Linked DNA regions of Mus musculus: region 2 is linked to region 1. A link is a loop called in an ENCODE intact Hi-C map of the cell type or tissue named here. Cell type or tissue: heart. All regions are shown on one strand.

Evidence for each region. Hi-C counts contacts between places; a loop is a spot of excess contacts. Peaks named below come from ENCODE experiments on the same cell type or tissue, not always from the same donor. Only the 100,000 strongest peaks of a DNase experiment are listed, where the experiment ranks them.
Region 2: a loop joins it to region 1, with 6 times the contacts of the local background. A loop is called at or near these places in 5 of 42 quality-filtered maps.

The regions. Positions count from the first base shown.
Region 1 is chr6:125,419,453-125,424,452 of GRCm38, reverse strand. No RefSeq gene overlaps it. Among named protein-coding and RNA genes, the nearest start is that of Gm32673, 9.0 kb to the left of the region's middle. In heart, no CTCF peak of the experiment used is centred here; a DNase peak (open chromatin) is centred at 1,912; H3K4me3 peaks cover 912 bases; H3K27ac peaks cover 1,190 bases; H3K27me3 peaks cover 534 bases.
Region 2 is chr6:125,658,667-125,663,666 of GRCm38, reverse strand. It overlaps Vwf (Von Willebrand factor), which reads right to left. Exons shown (of 52, transcript NM_011708.4): 38 at 4,752-4,951; 39 at 600-702; 40 at 89-163. Among named protein-coding and RNA genes, the nearest start is that of Ano2, 29 kb to the left of the region's middle. In heart, a CTCF peak has its summit at 1,986 (motif pointing right); a DNase peak (open chromatin) is centred at 1,996.

The DNA of each region.
Region 1 (5,000 bases):
GAGCCGGTCATGTGAGTGAAACCTGCAGGAGGCTGCCTTCAGAACAAGCTGGAAAAAGCCAGCTCTGGATCAACACCATCAAATTTCAATGGCTGTGAGTCACAGAGCTCAGACCTCAGAGGCAGTGGGGAGCACTTCCCCCTTGGCAGGCAAATCCCAGATGCCTGCCTTCTCCTGAAGGCCACAGAGGGAGATTGTCCCCCAGAAGAGGAGCCTTGAGGTTGATCTCCTAGCTCAGTGGGGGTACACTGGGGGTTCCGTCACAGCAGCACACACACACACACACACACACACACACACACCAGAAACAAAAGAACAGAGCCAGATGTAGTGGTTCACATCTGTCTTTGTTATCCTGACACTTGGAAGGAAGAGGCAGGAGGAGCAGGAGTTGAAAGCCAGATTCAGCTACACATTGGAGTTTGAAGCCAAGGGAGAAAAAATTAAAGCAATAAAAAGAATACACCCAAACTGTAAACCATAGGCATGGCCTGACCCGTGGGGCTAGTACAATTCAAAGTCTTACTAGGAATTCAAAACAGGATTCCACTGCTCCCAAGGACATGCAAAAGAGAGAGAGGCAAAGTTTCCTCAGGAGGAGCTGGGGCACAGCATTTGACTAGCGGAGGCTCACAAACTCTTTGACTGTCAATCTACAAAGGTCCAGTAACCAAGTGCCCCTAACAGCTGGAAATCTTGCTGGCATGATTCATCAATGAACGGCCCACATATTTTGGGTCTGTGGTCGTGAATAAGTCACGGCTGTGGCACTTACTGGGCACAAACATGCTCACCTCGTCCCCGTCCCCAGGAGGCAGCGGAGAAAGGGCAAATGCAGGCTCGTGCAGGCCTTGTGCAGCGACCCTTTGCTCTCAGCACTTGGACCAGCAGCGAATCTCTGCTTTAACGCCGGCTCCTTGGACAAAGGCCGAGAGCAGCCCCTGTGGATGTGTAGAAACGTGAATGTTCAGAAGGCAGCATGTCCATTTAGCAAAAGCAGAAACATCCCTCTAAGAGGTTTGTGTCTTCCATTCTCTGCCTACTCTCCCTTGGGTTACCACACTAAACTACTGCAGCCTGGAACTGCTCTCAGCTGCATCCATCCGTCTGCCTGTCAGCCTGTCCCTCCTGAACATCACCTGACCAAATTCTTCTCCCTTTCTTGGGAACCCAGAGCCACAGGTGATAAGAACGTTCTGTACTTCCTGCAGCCAAAGTCACCCACCCACAACTTAATCTGCTCTTTCTTTCCTCTCCTGATCTACAAAGGACCTGTCCCTGAGAGCCTAGTGGTCCTCAGGTGTCCTGGCTCCCACCCTTCCTCCTGGCCCACAGCTTCCCCAACCTATTGACTACCCATCTCCACTCGCTACCCGACAAGCTCTTCCCTTCAATAGCCTGTTGATATGTGGAGTTGTTGTTTTTCTTGTGTGTGTGTGTATGTGTGCGTGCACTATTGACTACTTGATGTCTTTTGTAATTCCATATTACTTTGGAATTTCTTTTTCTGTTTCTGTGAAGAATTTTCTGGCATTCTGGTAGCCTTCCATCTAGGCAGGGAACTGGTTACCAGTCTCCTTGCCACAAAAACAAGCTGGAAATGCACCTTAAGGAAGAGTTTATTTTTGGTTCGTGGTTTGAGAATGTGGCGCCTCAAAGCAGGAAGACGTGCTGAAGAGAGAGTAAGTGGCTGGTCTCGCTGTATCCACCTCCCTTCCCTGCAGCCTCTCCCCGCTGCAGTCCCTCTTCCTGTAGCCCCTCCCCTGAAGCCCTACCTTCTGCAGCCTTTCCCTCCTGCAGCCCCTCCCTCCTGCACCCCCTCTTCTTGTAGCCCCTCCCCTGCAGCCTCTCCCCCTGCCGCCCCTCCCTCCTGTAGCCCCTCCCCTGCAGACGCTCTCATGAAGCCCCGCCCCTGCAGCCTCTTTCTCCTGCAGCTCCTCCCTCCTGTAACTCCTCCCCCTGCAGCAGTGGTTCTCAACCTTCCTAACTCAGCATCCCTTTAACACAGTTCCTCATGTTGTGGTGACCCCGACCATAAAACTATTTTCACTGCTGCTTCATAACTGTAATTCTGTTACTGTTGTGATTTCCGTGCCCGTGAACCTATGAACGGCTTGACACAACGTGGTCCATACACACATACTGGGATATTATTCAGCCTTAAAAGGGAAGGAACGCCTGACACATGCTAGGACATGAACAGACCCCGAGGACAGTATACTCAGTGAATAAACCGGTCGTGAAGCAGCAAGTCCCGTGTGACTCCACTTCTGGGAGGTTCTCAGAGAAGTCAATAAAGCACCCAGGGATGAGTCAGGAAGAGACGGGCAAGGGTGGAAGGGGCGCAAAGAGGCTCATGGGAGGAATGTGATTATTAAACACATTCCACCATGTATGGAAATGCCACAATAAAACGCACTATCATGTAATTTATACAATAGTTCATTATTCTGTTTTTTTTTTTAAAGAGAAAGAACGGCAGTTGCCAGGGCTAAGAGGGATGAGGAGTCAGTTTTCAAGGACTGCAGTTTCAGCTTTGTAGGATGCAAAGGTCCCTAGAAACGGCATAGCTGTGCAAAAGTCTCAAGGGAAGTGCTCCTGGATTTTGCTGTCTTGTTTTGTTTTTGAGATCCAGTGTTGTTACGATATAGCTTGGAGTGACCTTGAACTCACAATATTCCAGCCTCAGTGCTGGGATTACAGGCCTGTGCCACTCCGCCCAGTGAGTAATTATGTAATAGTTAAACTGATTCCCAGAGTCTTAGATTTTCAAACTAAAGTCTCATTGCCACAGTGGCATACCCCACCCCCGACAGACGGACAGACAGACACACACACACCATGAGTTGTTGGCTAAGGAGTCCCCACAGGCCCCCATATAACACAGACTTTTGCCACCACTCTTGGTTACCTGAGAGGACTAGACAGTAAGACCCCATTGCTCATCTAGCAAACGGGGATCAGACTGGACAAAGCCTGGAAGCTCCCGTTCTGCTGGCCATAGTGCTGGAAGGTTCTGTGTAGGCTGCTGAAGAAATAAGTGATCCCCCAGCTGTAGACCCCACATGCTGCAATCCTGAACTGCCTAGTAAGACACTCCCACTGGCAGCATAAATATCTGCAGGTTACAAGCCAATCTCTGACTAGATTTGAGGCCCGATCCATGGGAGAAGATACATACCTGGTTTTCACGGTCAGAAGCCTATGGCCCTATAGGTCCTATGCTGAAGGAACATGTAATAAACGTGCCTTCTAAATATTTATGCTTATATCCATAGACTAATGTAGCTCTTAGCTTTGCTACCGCCCTCAAAACTCCCAAATGCCTCTCTCTCCCAGCCATGGGCAAGGGTCAAAACAAGGACTCATAATTGGTCAAATGCCAAGAAAGAATGACCACTGAGGCTCAGGCAAAACAGGACATTTGTGTCACCCTTCCTGAGATCCCAGGAACTTTGTGGAGAAAGGATGCAAGAAAAAACCGTGGGAGCCAGAGAGGGTGGGCTGAAGTGAAGTGTGCGTCTCCGCATTGCTTACAAGTACGGAAACATCAATAACAACAGAAGAACGGTTCCGCTGAAGTTGTGCGTGGGGTCAAGGAGGGGGCACCCGACGTGGACACCTGAGTCTGGTCCCCAGAGTGTGCATAATAAAAGCTAGTTCGGTGGCTTCTCTGGGGCTGTCTACCCTAGCCTTGCTGAAGAGCCCCAGGTTGGTGAGAGAAGCTGTTTCACAAACCAAGGCAGGCAGCACCGCCTGAGGAATGATGTCTGCAGTTGACCTCTGCTCTCCACGAGCATGCGCACACTCCGCACACCAATAGTTAAGCTGTCCTGATTTGTTTTCGACAAGGTCTCACTGTGTAACCCTGGCTGACCTGGAACTTTCTACGTGGACCAGGCTGGCCACAAACTCACCTGCCTCTGTGTCCCAAATGCTGTAATTAAAGAGGTGTGCCACCACACCCTGGCCAAAGGCTGGCTAAGTTCTATGCTGTGTTTTTGTAACCACAACATTAATGGGAAAAATAAATTAGTGTGTATTTTTTTCCTCTTCTTAAAGCATACGGTAGCTTTCCATTTTGCTCAGAATAGTAGCTGAGTTCCTCGAGTAGCCTAGAAATCTTTGCTGGCCTCGATTTCCCACCCAGCTCCACTGCAGAACACCCAGTCAGCAGGCTTGTGTGTGTGTGTGTGTGTGTGTGTGTGTGTCTGTGTCTGTCTGTGTCTGTCTGTCTGTCTGTCTGTCTCTGTCTCAAACTCACCAAGTAGGATGACTTTGAACTTCAGATCCTCCCTCCGTCTGCTGAGTCCCTGAGTGTTAGGATTACAGATGAGCACCAGCAGGATTTTATTCTGAGCGCACCTGCCGCTTTGGCAGACAGTCCTCTCAATGGGATTCCCACTGGGTCTCTGGGGTCTCTCTACTCCTGTCTGCTTGCTCCTTACAGGTTCTGCTCACATGCTTGCTAATGCCTCCTGGACAGGACCTTGGGACCACCACTCCTCTGGACAGAGGACACCATCACAGCAGGCGGCACAGCACAGCCACCATTCCTGCTCAGGACTAACATTATCCTTGCTAAATTCTGGGATTTTCCTGTCGACTGTCTTTTAAGGATTATGATTAAATTGCACATGTAGCTGGGCGGTGGTGGCACACGCCTTTAATCCCAGAACTTGGGAGGCAGAGGCAGGAGGATTTCTGAGTTTGAGGCCAGGCTGGTCTACAGAGTGAGTTCCAGGCCAGCCAGGGCTACACAGAGAAACCCTGTCTCAAAAAAACCCAAAAAATAAAATAAAATAAAATAAAATAAAAATTGCACATGTAAAGTTTGACACTTCATATATAACCAGGGCCTTCTGCGACTGGGTCTCAGAAAGTTCTTGATTTGGAGGGGTGGGGGTGGGGGTAAAGGGGCGAATTCCCTTTGAGAGTTTGATTAAAACTATAAAACCAGGCCTGGGGGCTGGAGAGATGGCTCAGTGGTTAAGAGCACT
Region 2 (5,000 bases), 240 kb before region 1:
GGGGCTGACCTGGGCTCTATGACCGTCTGACCCACACGGGCTAGCCTGGGCTCTGGACCCTGGAGGAATTTGCTGAGTAGACACATACCACACTCATACTCTGGGCAGCACAGGTTTGTGCTCTGCTTGAGGCGAGCCACTTCACATGGGCCACACGTGGGAGCTAGAAGAGAAGAATAGCCATGAAACTCAGAAAAAAATCAAGTATGGTCTAGACTAGAGAAGGTTCTCAAAGTTCTCACTCACTGATAGCCAGCATGGACCCTAACTAGGACTTTCATAGCATCTGGACTATGGGACCGGGATCAAATGCTGGCTAAAGCAAATCTTCACATTGGGTCTTTCTACATCTCAGCTTAGCTTTCAGAAGACTCTGAGTCTGACGCAAGCATTGGGGTGGAAGGACAGAGGTACATCTGAAAGTTCCTACACCAGGTACCAAAAAGAGACTCTTGATTGCAGCAAGCAGAAATGTGGTCTCAAGAAGAAAAACACCTCCATGGGGCCTTTATTTGGATTGGTCTGTTATGTGTATGACTGGTGGCTGAAGACCCACAGAGTCCTTCTTCCACCAGGGACACCAGGCAGAGAAGACTCACCTCGGGCTGTGGGACACGGCTGGGCAGTGCAGTTAATCTTTCTCCCACTGAGGCACATACAGATCTGACAGGGCTGATGGTCTGGGACCCAGGTCTCCAGGAACTGAGGGAGAAACAAGTCTAAGCAGCCATACCGGACACTCTGGTTGGAGCCTGGGATCATGCAAGTCAGTACTCCAGCCAAGAGGGCCTGGCTTGCACTCCTGAGGGCCTGGACATAGGGGATCAGACAGTGGGTCAAAGGCCCTGTGGCAGCTTTGCCAGTTGTGTTGCTTGTAACAGGACCCTGCATCAGAAAGAAACATGTTAAAAAGACAAAGCTGCTGACTATAAGTAGGGTAGAGGAGAGGAAGACCAGAAGAAGAAAACCACCAAAAAAGCATAATGGAAGGCATGGTGGCGGGTGTCTACCTGTAATTCCAGCAACAGGAAACATGGGTGGCAGGATCTGAAGTTTTAGGCTAACCTGGGCAAAGAAAAAGAAGAAAGGAGGAGGAGGAAGGAGAGGAGGAAGAAGAGGAGGAAGGGGAGGTGGAAGAGGAGGAGGAGGAAGGGGAGGTGGAGGAGGAAGAGGAGGAGGAGGAGAAGGAGAAGAAGGAGGAGGAGGAGGAGGAGGAGGAGGAGGAGAAGAAGAAGAAGAAGAAGAAGAAGAAGAAGAAGAAGAGGAGGAGGAGGAGGAGGAGGAGGAGGAGGAGGAGGAGGAGGAGGAGGAGGAAGGATGGAAGGAAGGAAGGAAGGAAGGAAGAAAGAAAGAAAGAAAGAAAGAAAGAAAGAAAGAAAGAAAGAAAGAAAGAAAGAAGGAAGAGGAGGAAAAGGAGGAGGAGGAGGAAGAAAAAGAAGGAGGAGGAGGAAGAAAAAGGAGGAGGAGGGGAGGAGAAAGAAGAAAGAAGAAAGTGGGGAGCGCAGAGAAATGGAAACAAAAACAAACAAACAAAAACAATTAAAAAAAAAAAAACCAAGGCAGCTGCAGCTGCTATTTCAGGCCGAGGCCTGGGGTCCCTGGGAAGGCACACAGAGCACTGGCTCCCTTCTGGGGCAGGAAGCTGAGAGTGACAGCTGGAAAGGCCTGCTCTGTTTTGATTTTCTTTTTTCTGTTTTCTCTCTAAATGTGGGCCTCAGGTACCTAAAGAATAAGACTTTTTTTTTTTTTTTTTTAAATCAGAAAGTGTGCTGATAAGCAGTAGCGTTAACCTGCCTCCCACTAAGGCACGTGCAGAACTGGCACGGCTGATGGTCTGGAATCAGAAAGATACCACCCCCAAAAGGGTGCTCAACTTCCTTTGATAGGAATTCCCACCTTCCTGGGAAGCTTTACCCAAGCACCCCCAAGGCGGGACTCAGAATCAACTGCCCCGTGTCGCCACAGGCCTGACTGTGCAGCAAACATGCCAGCAGGGGGCGCTGCTACATAGGCCCAAATTGCTTGCAGGCAGAACTGTAGAGATTTCCAGATGAAGGCTCAGGAGAACAGGTATAAGAATAGCTGGAGTTCGAGATTAAATAAAGGGCCCAAAAGAACAGCCTACAGAGAGTATGGTGTAGGAAAACTTGAGTGTTCAAGGCCAGCCAAAAGACACAAGGATGTCTCCATACACCACCCACCAGTATCTGGAAGCTTTGGTACACGGTGTCAAAGAAACGCAGCTCCTAGCCTGAGCTGGAGTCTCATAGTCTCAGAGGTGCCTGGCAATGGGCTCCAGGGTAAGGGGTGTGTGTCCCCCTATGCTGAAGTGGGACTCTGAACAGTGCCACTCCAGCTGCGGCTCCCTTGAGAGGCCCACAGCCTGTGCGGGACTCCAGACCCCATCTGATCCAGCTACGAAAGCCCACATCTCCACAGTGCGTTTTGTAAAACAAACAAGAGCTATGGAAACTGGTAAATATTTTTCCTTTTCCCGGGGTATAACAGATTTAAGCCCTGGTTATTTCCCTGAAGGAAGATTTTCTGGGCTTTCTTTTTCAGTCTAAAAATTCATTTAATGGAAATGTTCTTCATATTAGATTCTCATTCTTTCTCTGCTTTCAAGCGACGCTGGGAACGCAGGTGGCTGGATAAGCGCTTGTTTTCTCCCATTTAAACTCTATTTTCTGAATAACTAAAACCGGCTGTGTTCTCTCGTCAGAGGTTTTGATTAATTCTATACTTGATTTAAAAGAAAAAAAAAAAAGAACCTGCTCTTATGTCCAAACTAGTGCAGTACTTGGACAGATTCCGTAATGCAACTCATGTGCCTGCTCCAATTTGTCGTGCTGAAGGTGACGAAAACAGAAAAGGAGAGACAGTCAGACGTGGGGAGGGGGGTGTTGAGCACACAATAAAATTCACACATTTCCTGCCTTTGGGACCTACAGACATCTGACACTCACAGAGCCTGGAACAGTCTAGAGTGAGCTTCTCAGCCCAGGAGGCCAGGGGAGAGGGCAAGCCCATCTCTACCTTCAGAGTGGAGGAAGTGTGTCGCCCTTCCGGCAGCTCGGAATAACCACTAGGTGTTAACACCACAGATAAACACAATTGCATCATCCGGGCCCTGCAGGAACCCGGGAGCCATGAGAATCAGGGAGGAAAATGTTAGGTTTTGCCAACTCCATTGGGAATCTTATGTCCAGGTACCCAGTTACTTTGGCAATGGGAAATATGATGGAGGACATTTCTTCCTTACTCACTTATTCACAGTAAGAGAAACGAGGGGGGCTTCACTGAGGTGAAGCTCAATAGCTCACCTAAAGCAAGTGGTCCCACCCAGTCAGTAATGTTATCAGATGCCCATGCTCATATCAGTGCCCAGTCAGAGCCGTGCTTAGCTAGCAGTTCCTACTGAGGTCCATGGCAGGGCTGGGATGATACAAGATACCCTGGTGCTGTCACCAGCAGTCCCATTACATGATCCGTGCCACACGAAGCTTGGGCTTCTCGTCCACTAACCATATATGATGTGTGATAATGACCCTACAGGGATTTGGAGAAAATCAAAAATGATCTATTTCCTGGCTTACAAAGTCATGGACCAAACAAGATAGCTACTGTGACTATTGTTTTGTTTGCTCTCTTTGACTGGCTAGTTTTACCACAAGGTCTACTAGAGACTACAGTGGTAAGCCACCCCACCTGGTGCATTAAGGGGGAAAGGTTCTCCCTGGTGCAGATAGATATGTTAGGTCTAGAGGGAAAACTGCCTTTACTGGAAGCCAAAGAGGCTCCTATATCTACTGTGCTTGGTGATGTCACTGGACAGGACTACTGGGCACTTAACCTTGTAAGTATAGATGCTATCAATGTGGGTGAGAGAAGACTACCATTATGGACCAATGGGAGAGGTTAGTGAATATCCTTTGGAAGAGCTCTCATGAGCTCCCAGAAAGCTAAGAGAATTGGTGGTGCAATGATTTCCAGGCAAATTATCATAGTAACAATGCAGTAAAGACCCTTTTGAACAACAGAAAGTGCAAGGTCTTTGGAGTTACGCTGAGCCTTGAATTCTGAATCCAGTGTCCAAACCCAACTACAAGCTGGGTCCACAGGAAAGTTAACTGAGCTTGGTCCCTTAAAGATTTTCTATATTTAGAAGCAATGTAGATTAAGGTACCATCTTCTGGTAGAACCTGAGTTCGAGGGATGTTTTATACATACACACACACACACACACACACTTCATAATCAAATATATCAAAGAAGAAAAAAAACCTTCTGAAACATTTGCATGACATTAGTCCATTAAAAGCAGTGAGGACTCCTGCAATGGAGAAAGATCCTGAACTATTTAACTGTGCACTTTAAACTCACTTGGCCACAGGTGATTATAAATGCTCTGGAGAACAGAATCTTTAGGGAACATGGAGATAATATACAAAGTACCAAGGATGTCTGAAAAATGGCGGATACTGGCTTATAATACACAATTCTCTCCTTCCCTCCTGGGTTCCTATATCACTCAACATGAGTGAGCAAAACTCATATTAATGGTGCTCTAACAATCTGGTGTTTGATGCCACAGCTAATGCATGGGAGACCAGGATCTGAACTCGGATCTGTCTGAATCCAATGCTGCTACGCACGCTGCCTCCCTATCCATCGGTGATTCCCTAAGAGTCGCCCCTGCTGTGGAAAGGGGGAGAGGCTGACCCACTGAGAAAGAGAAGCCAGACTCCTACCTGATGTCGAACTCCATCCTCGCCAACACACTGAGTGCAGGCCTCCTCGGGGACACAGCTGCCTTCCAGAAAAACTTGGTGTTGGGGACAGAAGCAGCCTTCTGAGGGATGGTCCCCACAGAAGCTAGTGTTCCCATCGCAGTGCCGAGGGCAGCCACGCTCACAGTGGTTATACACCAGGGACGGTGGGCATGACATAGCTGAAGACAGAGAATGAAGTCACTCTCAATGGCCTATAGCAGCCAGAAG